Regions from separate parts of the Homo sapiens genome. Here region 1 is linked to region 2. A link is an interaction called in ENCODE POLR2A ChIA-PET data of the cell type or tissue named here. Cell type or tissue: B cell. All regions are shown on one strand.

Region 1 (8,000 bases), 1.7 Mb after region 2:
GAAACTAAATAATAATTTGGATAGTTTACCATAAATTCTGAAAATTTAAAAAAAAAAAAGTTTTAGCTGGGCACGGTGGCTCATGCCTGTAATCTCAGCACTTTGGGAGGCTGAGGCGGGTGGATCACCTGAGGTCAGGAGTTTGAGACCACCCTGACCAACGTAGTGAAACCCCATCTTTAATAAAAATATAAAAAATTAGCTGGGCGTGGCGGCAGGCGCCTGTAATCTCAGCTACTAGGGAGGCTGAGGCAGGAGAATCGCTTGAAGCCAGGAGGTGGAGGTTGCAGGGAGCCAAGATCGTGCCATTGCATTCCAGCCTTGGCAACAAGAGTGAAACTCCATCTCAAAGAAAGGGAAAAAAAAAGTTTTAAAATTATTAAGACATCATTTTACTTTTTTAAACTAGAATTGCTATTGTTTTGGGGGAAAAACAAGCACATAATTTTTAAATCATAATCACTTATTGAGTCATTGTGACTATATAAATATTTCACTTGTACTGACTAAAGATAAAAACTTTTGGGGTATATGTTCATGGTAACTTTCAAGATATTTTCATTAAATGTTTAATAGATTCATTTATTCAGATGTAGGATTTCTTTTTTTTCTTTTTTTTTGAGACGGAGTCTCACTCTGTTGCCCAGTCTGGAGTGCAGTGGTGTGATCTCGGCTCACTGCAATCTCCGCCTCCCAGGTTCAAGTGATTCTCCTACCTCAGCCTCCTGAGTAGCTGGGATTACAGGCATGTGCCACCATGCCCGGCTAATTTTTGTATATTTAGTAGAGATGGGGTTTCACCATGCTGGCCAGGCTGGTCTCGAACTCCTGACCTCATGATCCGCCCACCTCAGCCTCCCAAAGTGCTGGGATTACAGGCGTGAGCCACCGCGCCCGGCCCAGATGTAGGATTTCTAAAATAGGTAATGACAATAACAGAAAAAGAAGAGCCCCTGAAAGGTATCTCTGACCTCTAATTGTGACTATCTTACAAAACAGTGTATTAAAAGTTTAATATTACTCATAAAGATAAAATAAATCATTTTTCTTTTCCTTTTTTTTTTTTTTTTTTGAGACAGGGTCTCACTCTGTCACCCAGGCTGTAGTGCAGTGGTGCAATCATGGCTCACTGCAGCCTTGGTCTCCTGGCTCAAGCAATCCTCCTGTTTCAGCCCCCTGAGTAGCTGGACTACACAGGTGTACACCACTATACCTGACTAATTTTTGTAGAGATGGGGTTTTGCCATGTTGCCCAGGCTGGTCTTAAACTACTGGACTCAAGTGATCTGCCTGTCTTGGCCTCCCAAAGTGCTGGGATTACAGGCATGAGCCATGGTGCCCAGCCCATAGTTTTTCTAAAATTGAAATACAATCATTAATATTTGGAATTCTGAATTCTCTGGCTTAGGGGCCTCCTTGGTTTACTATATAATTGTGGGGAACCAGTCCAGATATTTCTAAGTTGTGCAAATGTTCAAATAAAGCTTTTTAAAAAGACTAATGTCTTTCCTATTTTGACCTTCCTAAATTTAGTAAACTTTCTAGTCCCTGAAGGCACAGTTTGAATACAAATAAACCTCTACTGGCTTATGGTCAGTTTATAAACATACATTAGCCAGAAGCATGTAGCTGCAGAGACAGTTCTCAGAGGCTAATCATCTACTGGTGGCTCCAAATAGCTCCTATAATTGCACTGGGTAGCCTACCTGACTTAAAAAAAAATAAATATTTGATTACAAATGCCTTAAAGCAGCAATGAATATAGTGAGGCACCAAATCCAAATTTCAGCTCTAAGCTTTCTCTCAGATACAGAATATTAATACATAAAAACATTTATTCCCTCCATTTTCACAATTGGTCATGTGGACAAAGTACTCACTCCTTCTCCTGTGGGGATTTGCCCATTGATGTTAAGAGTTCGGAAGGGTGAGTGAGTGGATAAGCGTTTATCCCATTCACTAGGCCGTGGTTCTGGTACAGACTCCATGAAGTTCTTTTTCAGCTCACTGATGCTGGCATGATGTTTTTTGATCTCCTCTTGACTCTTGTCTAAATCCTACAGTTGAAAGGACAAAGATGCAAAACAATACACAATCAGGACAAAGAACATAATCAAGGGCAACCCGTCAGAGACTGGGCACTGGTAGAAAACATACCACATCCAGGACAGATGTTACTAATCTGCATTCAGATTATAAATATACAACATGGTATATTTGCTTGCCTTTTTTTTCTTTAAATAAAGTGCTTTTCTTAGAAGCTGTGAAGTATCACAACTCCATAGCTGTTAGCAGTTATATAACCCATAAAGAACTCACGCCTTAATTTATGATTCTTCTTCCCATTATGACACAGCAGCAGATCTCTAACTTCTCATCCCAAGAAGGTAGTTCCACAACTCAATTAGCCTCAGCTTGATAAGAAATTATTTTAGGCTCAGCTTAGGAGGATGGAGATAGCAACAGATAAACAAACTGTTTAATGAAGGCATGGTGAAACATACAACTTCCACCATTGGCTGTCTTGTCTTGTTGAGTTGCAAACATACAGTATCCTTCTATTTCTACCTGGAGATGGTTTTACTTCTCTATTACTAGGTGGCTGTTTCTGCTTTTTAAAAAACAAGAATAGCCCTTTTTTGATGTAAGAATTTATTACTGAAATTCCTAGTTAAAGGCTCCAGAGCAGACTGTTACTACCTCTGAAAAATCACTCAGAGGTACATAATAAAATGACTTTTTTTCTTTGTCAACAATATGCACATAAACTAAACGCCTTAGGCTTTCTAGCTTCTAACAGCTTCACTTCATCACTTAGTACAGCTCAAAACAGGGACTTCTTGCAATAACCTTCAAAGGATTGAGAGTGAGTTAACAAGAGTTCACCAAATACCTTATATATCTCCTTGACAATTTAAAATAATTCAACTGTTCCAGCAGATTAAATTTTTTTTTTAATTTTTGTGGGTATATAGTAGGTATATATCCTAGCAAATTTGAATACTGGGCAACCTGAGGTACAGGCAAGCTATTAAAGGGATATTCCAGGGAGAAATGAATGAAGCTTAGGTTAATAAAGCATGAGTTAGAAATAATATTCAGGTTTATGTAAAAGGAGGTATATAACAACTTTCAAAAAGGGGACTTGGCCAAAAATAGTATGGTAAATATAACTTGAAGACAAAAACTCAAATGTTCTTTGTCCAACAATACTTCAAAAAACCTTAAAAGATCTATGCTTGAGATCAAAACATGTGGGAGCCCATCACTTGATGACTGTAAAAAATTCTGTGTTTATTATATATCAAGGCAGCTTTGTATCCAAGAAAAGCATAATGCTAAATACATCTCCTAATATGCTTGGTGAATTTTGGATTTAGTCTTTCTTTTTTGGCTCTGTAGGAAACAGCTGTATTGGGGTAAAAAATTATAATTCATTTAAATAAAATTTTGCTTAAAAGTTTTTTCTGAGGGTAATACAGGTTTTAACTAAATAAAACTTTTTCAAAAGCAATGTCAAAGGGAAAACAGCATAAGAAGAATAATCAGTGAGACGATTTTGATTCTGTAGATATTCATTCAGAAAATTCATTAGTCTATTCTTTTTATTTTTGCAAGACTGAACCATGTATACCTGCTTTGAGATCAAACAGAAAGCTAACTCCAAAAGGGCAATCCTATAGCTATCCCAGAAGAGCATGTTTTGCTTGCTGGGATGAAATGTGAATATATTTTATGAATATGGACTTCACTATGGGGGAAACAACAGTTTGCACTTTTCTTCTGGCTGAAAGCAAGAAAAGCATGTCTAGTAGCTAAAGAAAAGCATGAACAAGCCCATTCAAAGACCCAGTATTGGACTGAGCAACCAGACCCACCAGGCATGTAAGGTCCTGTGACCCAGCTCCTCACTGGAAATTAAAATCTGTTTGGGCCAAGAACAACCTAATACATTTGGGAGGGTTAAAGGTGTGAATAGAGCAAAACAAAAATAAGCAAGAGATGCTATGTAAAATGATAACTCTCTTAGTTAACCTCTTAATGTAAGAGACTTGTAATTTGCTACTCTTCTTGCCTAGCTTCGGATTGGCTTGGAACCTGGGAAAATAAATGTTTTGGTAAAACCAGTAGCTTCTGAGGGAGCTTTCTCCATCCTTCTTAGCTGGCTTTGTTGAAAACCTGTGGGGGCACAGAGTAAAATTAAGATCTCAAAGGGACCTGTTCCAAATAGAATTTGTCATAGACAACTTGCTACAGGTTCTCTCTGGGAGATGGAGGAGGAGGCGGTAGATCTAAAAATGAACTCGACCTTATTTGTGCCAGAACAAAGCATTAGTGGGGGCGGGGTAGGAGAAGGGGGAGGAGGGATGCTTAAAAAAAAAAAAACCTGCTGGAGTGACAGATAACTTGAGAGAACTTCCTTACAGGGGAAAAAACTTCTAAAGAATGATGGCCAAATTACTTTGGCTGTGTTCAGGTTAGACACTTTTTGATGCCTATCACTTCATAATTTTAGCAGCAATCAAACCAAACACTTCATTAAATATAAAATGTTCTCAAAAGGCAGTTAGTGGTTTTAATTTCCAAACACACTTATTTAGAAATCCCCTCTCAGGGCTGTCAATGAAATGCTGAGGGAAAAACACATCACACACAGGGACTTTGTGAGTCTCAGAAGCCATAACACACCTCATGGAACAAATGACAAATATATGATTGGTACTGCAGGTTCCAGTTAAGAGGAAGCACTGAAGACGAACTAGTCAGGAAATATGCATGTTTAGAATTTCAAGATGTTACACTGCCAAATAAAGGAAATCAACTGACCTTCACTATTCTTCCTAGTCTCTGAAGATGGAACTACTCAGGTCTGGTTTCAGATATGGGCTAAAACAAAGAGATCCAGTTGCCAAGTTTGAAATATCTGAGGGTCCAGCCTCGAAAAACTTCATGTTAAATGAGACAAAGATATGTAAAGCACTTGGTATTTCACCCACCACGCAATACATGTTTAATGAAGGCTGGGCATATTTTTTTCTCAGAGACTTTATACATAACAAGTACTCAAAATACAGGTATTGACAAGGAATAAGATGAGGTTTAAATAATTATTAGAGGCTATATATTAAGCCAGAGGTCTATCTAGTTTTTAAAGTTTAGGTTGGGTCCAGTGGCTCATGCCTGTAACCCCGGTACTTTGGGAGGCTAAGGCAGAAGGATCACTTGAGTCCAGGAGTTTAAGACCAGCCTGGGCAACATACTGAGATCCTGTCTCTACCAAAAATTTAAAAATTAGCTGGGCATTGTGGCATGCACCCATAGCCCCAGCTATTCAGGAGATTGAGATGGGAGGATTGCTTGAGCCCAGGAGGCTGAGAGTGCAGTAAGCAGTGATTGAGCCACTGCACTCCAGCCTGGGTAACACTGTGAGACCCGCCTCAAAAAAAAAAAAAAAAAAAAAAAAAACAAAGGCCAGGCGCAGTGGCTCACGCCTGTAACCCCAGCACTTTGGGAGGCCAAGGTGGGCGAATCACGAGGTCAGGAGATCCAGACCATCCTGGCTAACACAGTGAAACCCCGTCTCTACTAAAAATACAAAAAAATTAGCCAGACAGGTGGCGGGCGCCTGTAGTCCCAGCTACTTGGGAAGCTGAGGCAGCAGAATGGCGTGAACCCGGGAAGCGGAGCTTGCAGTAAGCTGAGATCACGCCACTACACTCTAGCCTGGCCGACAGAGCGAGACTCTGTCTCAAAAATAAAATAAAATAAAATAAAAATTTTATATATATATGACCAATGTTGAATATAATGGGAAAATAATCTTACAACTCCTATAGCAGACAGCATGTTGCTATTTCAGAGTGCAAAACAGTGTAGTTTAATAGAGTTGGACAGATCCTAACTCACATCTTGGCTTTCCAGTTCTGGGACTACAGGGAAATTACTTAATCTCTTTGAGGTTCAATTTTGTCATCTTTAAAATAACAATCCCATACCCACAGGCCTGTTTTTATGATTAAACCATCTTATAGTAACTACTTATTAAATGCTAGGCTCCCCTCTTTCCTTCTTATATCTTACTTCCCGCCCCTCCCCGACAGTTCTTCTGTCATTTTTCTATTATCTCCAATATTTTAAGTCCATTCTGAATTCCCTTCTTTTTCACACTCTCTTAATTCAGAAAATGAAAGAATAGTGCAAATTTGCATCTTGGGACATATGGAAGTTTATACTCTTGGAAAATTAAAGGAACTTTTAGCAATGGTGTAGAATTTTCTAAAGGTGGGTAAAACAATGGAACCATGAGAGGTAGAGGTAGTCCCAATCATATATTTTTCCAGGTAAGTATGACAGATAGAAACTAAAAAGAATCAGAAGGCGAGATGTTTGCATATCTTCATGTTCACCAACATGCAAAAGCATTTTAAACCTAAAGTCCCTTCATGCAATTGCATGCAAAACCAAATGCAGCACAGAATGAAGAAAAGGGGATCAGCAAAGAATGCAGAAGGTTCCAGGCAACCAACTGAAATAAGCTTCAAGTTCATACAAACCTCCAACATTAAATTGCTATGTCTGATATAAATGTTTTCACCATCTAGTCTTTCTCTCTTTTTCTGTGAAAATGAAAGGGGGGAAAACAGAAAAGCATAAAAAATTAAAATGTTGTTCTTGCGGGAAAAAACTGAAAATTGGCAAACCAAAAAATATTTAAAAATAAATGTCCACAGCGCAGCATATGCCAACATGAAATGGTCAGAGAGTCACACGGACACAGAACATGATTACCACAAGAAAATGATGACCTTTTTCATGAATGATGAAAGAATGTGATGATGTTATTTAAATAGACAGTGCTCCTGGCTTCATTGGCTTCTTATGTAACAAGCTGTTTTATCTTCATTTTTGAAATTGAACTGTTTGAGGGTTACCTTAAAATATATGACTAAAAAACGCTGAAACTCCATGTATCATGGAGTGAAGAAATGCTTTAAAAACATTATTTAGCTTTTGGGATGTATTTTATACTTAGTGACACTGCAGTATCTAGATCTCTAATTATAAAATCTAATAAAAGATTAGATCTCTTTTATAAAAAAGATCTAAGAAAGATTATCATTTTATACATGATCAGCCAATAAATATACTCAGTTAACTGATTCAGACTGATTCATCCCACTCTATAGATGAAAAGAATGAGGCACAGAGAAGTCGGCTGTACACAGTACTGGGAGTTGCTGCTACAGTGGGTGTTTTTTTGGAGACAGGGTCTTACTCTGTCACCTAGGCTGGAATGTAGTGGTGCAGCTGTGGCTCACAGCAGCCTTAACCTCCTGGACGCAAGTGATCCTCCTGCCTCAGCCTCCCAAGCAGCTGGGACCACAGGAGTGTATCACCATGCCTGGCTAATTTATTTTTATTTTTTGAAGAGATGGGGTCTCCCTATGTTGCCCAGGCTGGTCTTGAACTCCTGGGCTCAAGGGATCCTCTTGCCTTGACCTCCCGAAGTGCTGGGATTACAGGTGTGAGCCATCACAGCCAGCTATGATGGTTTTCATTTTATGATAAATGTATATAAAATATTATCAATTATTCCAAGAATATGATGTCATTGTGAAATAGTTCTTATAAATTTTTAAATACAAAAGATAGGTTTGACTCTCACTGATTATTTCATTTTGCTTAAAAACATATTTTGCTACTGAAAAGTTTAATGAAACTTTTCAACATATAGTACAGGATTATGGTTTCTTCAGTTTATGTAAATATATGTGTATATCTGTCACCCAGGCTGGAGCACGGTGGCACGATCTCAGCTCACTGCAACCTACACCTCCCAGGTTCAAGTGATTCTCATGCCTCAGCCTCCCAAGTAGCTGGGATTAAAGGCGTGCACCAACACGCCTGGCTAATTTTTGTATTTTTAGTAGAGACGTGGTTTCACCATGTTGGCCAGGCTGGTCTCAAACTCCTGACCCCAAGTGATCCTCCTGCCTCGG
Region 2 (8,000 bases):
ACGAGAACTGCGGAAGAGTGAAGAGGAGAGAGAAGCCAGGCTCTGGGGAGCTGCAGGCAGCCAGGCCGGGCTGCTGCGGAGTGCGTGGCCCCAGGAATGGGGGCGTCTGGTGGTATCTGGGCTGGCTGGAGAGGTGGTTGGGGAGATAGTGCTCTTGGGGGGCTGGCCCCCACTGAGCCCTCATAAGCTCTGACCAGAAGCACAGGGTGGGGAAGGGGAGCTTCCTCTTGATGGTGACACATCTGACTCCCTTCTCACATCCTCCTCCCAGGCAACCCAGGGAAATCAGGGTGGGCAGGTGAGGTTGAGGGGACTGAGCTTCAGGGAGGGGCCATAATAATAATGATGATGGCAGAAGTGTGAGGCTGTAGGACACAGGGTCAGGGTGGAGCAGCCCTGAGGGGGAGGGGCAAGGGAGGGCTCTGGCACTTGGGACCCATATGGCAAACTGCATTGTCTGTTGGGAAGGGTTGAAGACAAGCCCGGGCCTGTCTTCTTGTGCAGCCTCTGTCCTGGGCTCGCACATTTGGTAGGAGGAGCCAATGAAGTAAACGGATAGGAAAGTGTCCACACTCTGGCTGGCACGGGTGTGTGCTCACTGACGGCTGGGTCCTTTCTCTATAACCTTTACCTCCCTGAAAATCTCAGATGGTGGGTCTCCGCCTGCCTGCTTCTGAGACGGTGGGTCCTGGGCCTCAGGGAGTGAGAGAGAGTGGGCCTGCTCTCCTGCAGAAGGGACTGGTCTTTGAACCCCAGAATCGGGGGTTCTTGTGTCATCACCACCATCCACATGATATTCCTTATCACCATCCTATCCTGATGTCCCCATTGCCGTCACCCCCATCACTGTCACCAACATCACCAACAGCATCTCTGATCATCACTGTCATCACCACGCCAACTCCAACAACATCCCAACAGCCACTCCCCGCCTCACATGGTCACCATGGCCAGTGCCTCCCAGGTGACACCTGGTGCACTGTTTTCACCGCATCCCCTCTGGTACCGCCATCCTTATTGCCCAGCCATGTTCAATACTGACCCCATTGTCCCCATCTTCCCTGATTTCCATCCTCCAGCCCCTGCCCCCATTCTTTTAGCTCAACCTGTTGCTTGCTCCTCAGAGCCACCAGGAAAAGAAACAAATCCCCCTGCCCCTGGCCACTTCCCCAACTGGCCAGCTTGGGGAAGCTGTGTTTGTCATTAAGAAAGAAAGGCTGCGTGCAGACGGGAATAAGAACTGAAACCAAAGATGGGCAGAAGAAGAGGTGAAAAGCGGGAAAGGAGAGTGGGGGTGGGAAGGGTGGCTGAGCATGGCTGGGACCGCAGCCTGAGCCTGGCTTGGAGGCAGGAGGACAGAGCTGATTTTGACCCTGCGACAGTTTTGGTGTGTGACCTTGGGCTGGTCGCTGTCTCTCTCTGGGCCATATTTCCCCGCTGGTAACATCCTCCTCTCAGGGAAGAGACACTCCCGTGCCTTCTGAGTTTCCCTGAAGGGACTGAAACACACCTGCACCACCAGGCCTGTGGCTTTTGCACATGATGTCTGCTCTTTTGGAATGCTTTCTTCTCTTCTGTGTTGGAAAACTCCTACTTGCCCCTCAAAGCCACGCTCATGGGTTTCCTGTTGGTGAAATTCTCCCTAAGTTTTTTAGACAGCAATGCGCTCTCCCTCATCAAGGACCCCAAGCCCCATGCGTGTCCTCTGTCATGGCTCTGAGCACACCATTCATGTATCGAGTTCCCTGGAGACTGTGACACCGGCACGCCAGGGTCAGTGGCTTTTCTAGACAGAGTTTGGAGGCGGTAGGTGCTCAGAGAGTGTTTACTGAGAGTCAGTGAATGCCCAGAGGTAGCAAAAACCACCACCCAATTGTGCTTGTTTATGGTGCACCTGCTGTGTGCCCGGCTCCGCGCACCACACGATTCCATTTGACCTCAGCAATCCTGTGAGGCAGGTCAGTGATTATCCCCATTCCTCAGATGAGGAGCCGAGGCCCAGAGAGGTTAGTGGCTGGCTCAAGGGTGCAGAGCTCGGCTGGGGCCTGGGGCCATCTGACCCCAGCACCCGAGCTCTTATCTTCATGATCTCACCAGCATAGAATGAAGGGACAGTGGGTGAAAAGATGCTGTAATTGGGGAGCAAGTGGGTGAGGGCATGCTGTCTGCCTGCGCATTGTTGGGGGAGAGAAGCCTTGTACCTGTCATGGGATGGCTCGGGTCCCAAGGTCACAGCCCAGCTGGGCTCTCAGAGCTTGGGGAGAAGGCAGCGCTGTGTCCAGGTGGAAACCGGGGACATGAGGGGAAGGCAAGGGCTTGGAGGCTTGGAAATGTTGACTGTCTGCATACTCTGTAGGTCGGCCAGGTACTTTCCAGGAACTACCAACAGCTGTTGGTTAGGGACATGGGTGGGGCAGTGAGGGCCTTCTGAGGGGCAGGGTGCTGGCCCTGGGGTGGCTGGGGGTGGAGGACTGTGGGCAGCCTGGGTGAGATGTCCTACAGTGTGTAGGAGCTCCACCCCACTGACCCTCCTGCGTTCTGTCATCCCAATGGCCCCAGGGGAAAATGAGGGTCTCTTCTCATTGACCAGAATCGAAAGCTGAGGCCAGGGAGAAGCCAGAACCTGGCCAGGGCCACACAGCAGTGAGGCAGTGGAGGAGGCCTCCTGCTCCCCAGCTCTTGTCTCCTGAGCTCTGAGTGGCTGGGGCTGGGGCTTGGTTGCCAGGGAAGGGTGGGCAGATGGCTAGAGAGATCCTGGAGCCTCAGGGGAGCAAGTTCAACCTTGTGGGGAGCCCTGACCCCAGGAGAGAGGCAACAGGGTTCACACCCCAGCCGGGCCACGTGACACAGGACATGTGAGTTCTCTCTCAGCCTCCATTTCCTCATCTGTAAAACGGGAAAATGTTGCCTGTCTTGTAAAGTTTTGGGAGATTGCAGTGCAAGCCTGTGCGTGCAGGTCTGAGCACACAGTAGGTGCTGAATAAATGTGAGTTCCTCTCCATCCTATGTCCTAGAGAGCCACATGGGTGCCTGGAGAGCCGAGCTTCCTCCCTTTCTCCTGGGTCAGGGCCTGGCATCTTCGTGGAAGGTCGGGGCCCCTCAGAGTCTAAGTCAGGCTCTGAGGTTGCCTCGCTCTGTGACTGTGGGCTGGTCCCCTGCCCTCTATGAGTCTCGTGAGCCATCCGGCAATGGGGACAAAGTCCTCCCTCGTCCCCTGCCGCAGGGTTGTTGAGAAAAGGTGAAATGGGGGAGGGTGAGCCTGGGTTTTAAATGCAGGTGGTTTTCACAAAAGTAGAAATACCTCTGGTGCCTGGTGCTGGGGCTGAGGGGAGGGAGGGGGGACTGCAGAGGGAGAGGGGATGGGGGCGCCTCTCTGCCTCCACTGAGGCACTGAGGGGAAGGGTTAGGCCTTAGGCAGAGCCCGGGTGGCTGGAAGATGCCGGGCAGCGGAGGGAATTGGCCAAGATTTGAACCCTAGCCCTGCATATGACCAGCTGGGAGGCCTTGGGCAAGGCCCTGGACCTCTCTGAGCTGCACTTTCTTCGTCTGTGAAATGGGAAGGAAAGTATTAAGAATAGTCCCTTTTCTGGGTAGTGGGGAAGATCATGTGGCATGGAGTTAGGCTGTACAAATGTCCCCTTCTTCCCCTGGGGTGATTGGAGGGGTTACAGGGCAGTAAGGGATGCTTGGAGGAGAACAGAGGAGTTGTAGGGGGAGTTGAGGATTAGTAGAGGTCTCTAAAGTCGGGTAATGTCCAAGGTGACCTCATGGCCTCAGGAGGACAATATTAAAATTTCTAAATTTTTCCATCATATAATTTTTTAATTTCTGGAAATTTTTTAGTAGCTGTTTTATGATGTTCATGATAAACTAGGACAGCAACACATGCGTGTAATTTAGAAAGAAAGAAAAATAGAGGCGTGTGTGCAAAAGGTTTTACTGACATAGATGCATGATCAAAATATCTAAGTCCTCTCCGGGGTTCAGGCTAGCAGGGCTCTGAGGCATTTTGGGGGTCAGGGGAATGGGAAGGCATCAGAACAGCACTGGGAGACTTGGGCTCCTCCCTCAACTTGCTGTGTGTCCTTGGGCAAGCCACCTAATCTCTCTGAGTTTATAAAACAAGCAGAGGAAGCTTATAAAACAAGTACATGCAGGCTCCTTCTAGCAAGGGGAGGTTGAGATGATCTGATTCTAGGCTTTGTTCCAGATCTCAGATAATCCTGGAATCTTGAGACTTTGAAAGTCTTCTCATTTCACAGCTGGCAGATGCTCATGGTCCTTCTCTAAGCCCAGCTGTGACTCATCTGTGATCTGCTTACATACTCCCAGGAACAGGGAGCTCACCACTTCACAGGACACCCCGTTCTGTGCTGGACGGAGCTGTCATCTGCCTCCCTTTCTCTTTCTCTCGTTCAAGGTGAAACTGAGAGGAGAGGGGCTGCGGCCTGGCCTTTAGGGGCTGAGGAAGGAGTTTTTTTCTCTCAGGGCTGTTTCCTGTGAGTGTCAGCCACAGCCCTCACCACACCTGCCTTCTTTTTGGGGTGTTCTCAACTTTCCTGATGAGACAAAGCCTTTCCAGCTCACTCTTTAGCAGGTAGAGGGGGCAGTTAGAGCATGCACCGTGCTCCTGGTACTACTGCCGAACCACGTAAGCTTGCCCCAGCCAAAAGCAGATTCTGTTTGCTGGGCACCCCCTGCCAGTCCCTGAGCTCAGTGCTTTGCAAATATAATGCAATTTAATCTTCACTAAATCCAGTGATTGCAATTTTCCAGATGAGGAAACTCAGAGAGGTTAAGAGACTTGCCCAAGGTCACACAGTGACCTGGATTCAAAATCCTCTTGATCTGATTCTGGAGCCCAGCTCTTCATCACTCTTCCGTTCAGTCCCTTTCCACGCCCCTAAACAGGATGTAATGTGGCAGGAAGACAAGTTGAGACCTGTGTCTGAGCTAAAAAAAAAAAAAAAAAAAAAACCCACACAGTCAGCAAGGGGGAAACAGATGGTGGGTGGCTGGTTGCCTGTCAGCTGAGCATGAGTTACCAGTGCAGGGCTGCCTAGAAAGCCGATGTAAACTTAGGGCCATATTAATAGAGATAGGGCACCGACTAGAGGGGAGGGGACAGTTTTCTTGTTCTTTATATGGGCAGAGGTTACCTGGAGAACTGTATGTATGTCATAGGGGAAGGGTGGAGGGCTTGCTGTGAGGACATGGACACACATAAGGTTGTGAGTTCCCCATGGCTGGAAGCACTTAAGTAGAGGCTGCATGGCACAGGTTTATGGGAGGCATGGATAAGGTGACCTCCAAGGTTCTTTAAAACTGCAGTTTTGTGGCTGAACTTCAGTTGTTTCTAGGGCCACCCCAACACTCAGGCCTATCAGATTCGCCCCTTCCACATCATTCTTAGCAAGGGTCATCTGAGAGTGTGGGGTTCATTTGTTCATTCATTCATTCATTCATTCATTCAACAAATACAACAGCTAGGGGAATGAACAAAGAGACATACAGGCTTTCCCTGCCTGGAACCTACAGTCGAATGGGGATAATGGATAACAGCACAGATTGAGTGCTTACTATCTGCCAGGTACTTTAAGTGAATTATCCCATCTGGCCCCACCACAATCCTATGAGGAAGATGTTATTGTTCCCTGAGGGGCCATGGGAGACAGAGATTCAGGGTTAGATGCTCTCCAGGGCCCTCCTGGGCCTGTGTTGATGATTCCGGGAACCTGAAGCTCTATGGTGCTCTCTGATCCCCAGAGCTTGTTGTTACAGAAGGGGATGCAGTGGAGGGGCCTTCAGCTTCTACCCCCCACCCCACCTCTTTAAGCCTGACCTTCAGTAGTAACAGTTACCACTCTTCCTGAGAACTGGGCCTAAGGGCTCTCCTGGGATAGTCTCATTTACTCCTCACAGTAGCCTCCTAAGGAAGTTACTAGTATTATCCCCATCTTGCAGATGGGAAAACCGAGGCACATAGAAGTCAAGTAGCTTGCCCAGGGTCACATAGCTGGAGAGAGGAAGACCCAGGATTCTGAACATGGGCTCTCTGTGTGTAAAGGCCACTCTTTTGTCTGAGATGCCCTACTGACCTGGCATGCCATCTGCTCCAGGATCCCCACTACTGGCTTCCCTGCTGTACACCACTAAGGTGGGAGGGGCTGGTCGGGGGGCCGTGATGCAGGCTCAGCTGACTGATGCTTTGCTTTGCCTCCAGATCATGAGCGTCTTGTTGTTCATCGAGCACTCAGTAGAGGTGGCCCATGGCAAGGCGTCCTGCAAGCTCTCCCAGATGGGCTACCTCAGGATCGGTAGGTCCAGGGGACGCCGGTGGAGTGGCGGGGGGAGGAGGACAGGGAGGGCCCTGGCCAGGGATAGCCAGGCTAGTGTTGGAGGCACTGCCACCTCTCCATGGACGATGGATGACCTCTGGCAAGTGTCTTCCTTTCTTGGGGCCTCAGCTGTTTCATCCGCAAATGGGGATGTTCCACCTGACCCCACCCACATCTGCAGGTGGTGAGAGCAGATGGAATGGCACTTTGCAAATCCCCACCAGCTGGTAAAGGTGATAGCCTCACTCTTCTGCTTAAAGCCGTCAGTGGCTGCTCATCACACTAGAATAAAATGGAAACTCCTCACCATAGGATCCAGCCTCTGCCCACCTCTCTGACAGCATCTCCCTGCGATTCTCCACCCCACACCTTGCTCCAGCCACACTGACCTCACCAACCCTGTCCCTGTCTCAGGCCGATTCCTCATTGCTCTCAGGCCACTCCCCAGGGATGCCTTCCTCAGCCTCACCCTGGCTGAAGTGGACCCCAGCCTGCACCTCCAGCCCAGCACCCTCTGTCGCATCCTCCTGTGCTATGTGTGATGTTCTGCTTTTGTCTTTGTACTCACTCCAGACTCAGGACTGCAAGAGGGCAGGGCCTGGGCTTTCCTGTGCATCCTCATGTCCCCAAACCAGTGGTTCCCCAAGTGTGGTCCTGGGAGCCTGGCTGGGGTCCCAGGGGCACCCCTGAGCACCTCCCTGCTCTCCTTGCCTTTCAGCTGACCTGATCTCCAGCTTCCTGCTCATCACCATGCTCTTCATCATCAGCCTGAGCCTACTGATCGGCGTAGTCAAGGTGAGGGCTCAGGAGCCCCGCTGCCCCCTGCCCCTTCCTGTTATTCACACCCACTGGTGGTGGGCAGTGCTGGGTGCTGAGAGGGTGGGAGGCGGGTATGTTAGGCGGTCCCACCTGCGTTCTGGAGATCTTCACACATACCTTTTGGAGAACCATGTTTCTCCCTGAGATTCCCTGGGCAGGTGACCTCAGTTCCCTGGTAACATGAGCCTCCACGGGGCCGGGCATGGTGGGCTATGCTGGTCACCGACACTTTGGTGAGAACTAGCTGATGACTCACATCCTTTTAAACGGCAGGTGGAAGCAGGGAATTTTGAGAGTGAAAAGAGGAAGTGTTGTTTCTGGGGGTGAGAGACGGGAGAAAGCACTGGATTTTGTAATGGATGAGAGGAGCCGAAGAAGGGGGAAAGTAGGATGCATGCAGCTCTATCCATGCAGTGACAGGAGCCAGCACCCTGAGGGGGACCTACGCCCTGGAAGGCCCCCAGAGAGCTCATGATCTGATTGGGGAAGATGGGCCTTCAGAGAGACAGGGACAGTCTAGTGTGACAACGAGGGGCTCCTGGGCCCGAGGCAAATCTGGTGGGAGAGTTGAGATGGGCTGTAGCTCAATCCCCTGCAGAAGAGGAACCCGCGGTCCCTGGGTCCCCAGAAAGGCAGGAAGCCAGGGCCTCACCACATAGCCATGGGAGTAGGATCCAGAAAGAGGGTCCTTCCTGTGCAGACAGGGGCCTGGCCCTTGCAGGGCCGGAGGAGTGGGGCGATGATTTGGTGCTGGTTTGGAATGCGTCCACCCTGCCTCAAATGCCAGCACCCACTCCCCTTGCTAACACTCACTCTGTCTTGGAACCCATGCTGCCTGGGGAG

What was found. Peaks named below come from ENCODE experiments on the same cell type or tissue, not always from the same donor. Only the 100,000 strongest peaks of a DNase experiment are listed, where the experiment ranks them.
Region 1: POLR2A ChIA-PET joins it to region 2 with 5 read pairs; 2 of 35 experiments call an interaction of 5 or more read pairs at or near these places.

What each region holds. Positions count from the first base shown.
Region 1 is chr1:29,059,039-29,067,038 of GRCh38, reverse strand. It overlaps EPB41 (erythrocyte membrane protein band 4.1), which reads right to left. Exons shown (of 21, transcript NM_001376013.1): 15 at 6,555-6,617; 16 at 1,881-2,057. Among named protein-coding and RNA genes, the nearest start is that of TMEM200B, 61 kb to the left of the region's middle. In B cell, no CTCF peak of the experiment used is centred here; no DNase peak of the experiment used is centred here.
Region 2 is chr1:30,740,773-30,748,772 of GRCh38, reverse strand. It overlaps LAPTM5 (lysosomal protein transmembrane 5), which reads left to right. Exons shown (of 8, transcript NM_006762.3): 2 at 6,224-6,317; 3 at 7,057-7,133. It overlaps LOC105378620 (a long non-coding RNA gene), which reads left to right. Exons shown (of 2, transcript XR_007065566.1): 2 at 1-4,983. Among named protein-coding and RNA genes, the nearest start is that of MIR4420, 5.5 kb to the right of the region's middle. RefSeq lists enhancers at 1-13, 334-643, 2,544-2,693, 3,014-3,203, 3,214-3,273 and 1 more. In B cell, no CTCF peak of the experiment used is centred here; DNase peaks (open chromatin) are centred at 222, 1,273, 2,784, 4,962 and 1 weaker place; H3K4me3 peaks cover 5,414 bases; H3K27ac peaks cover 8,000 bases.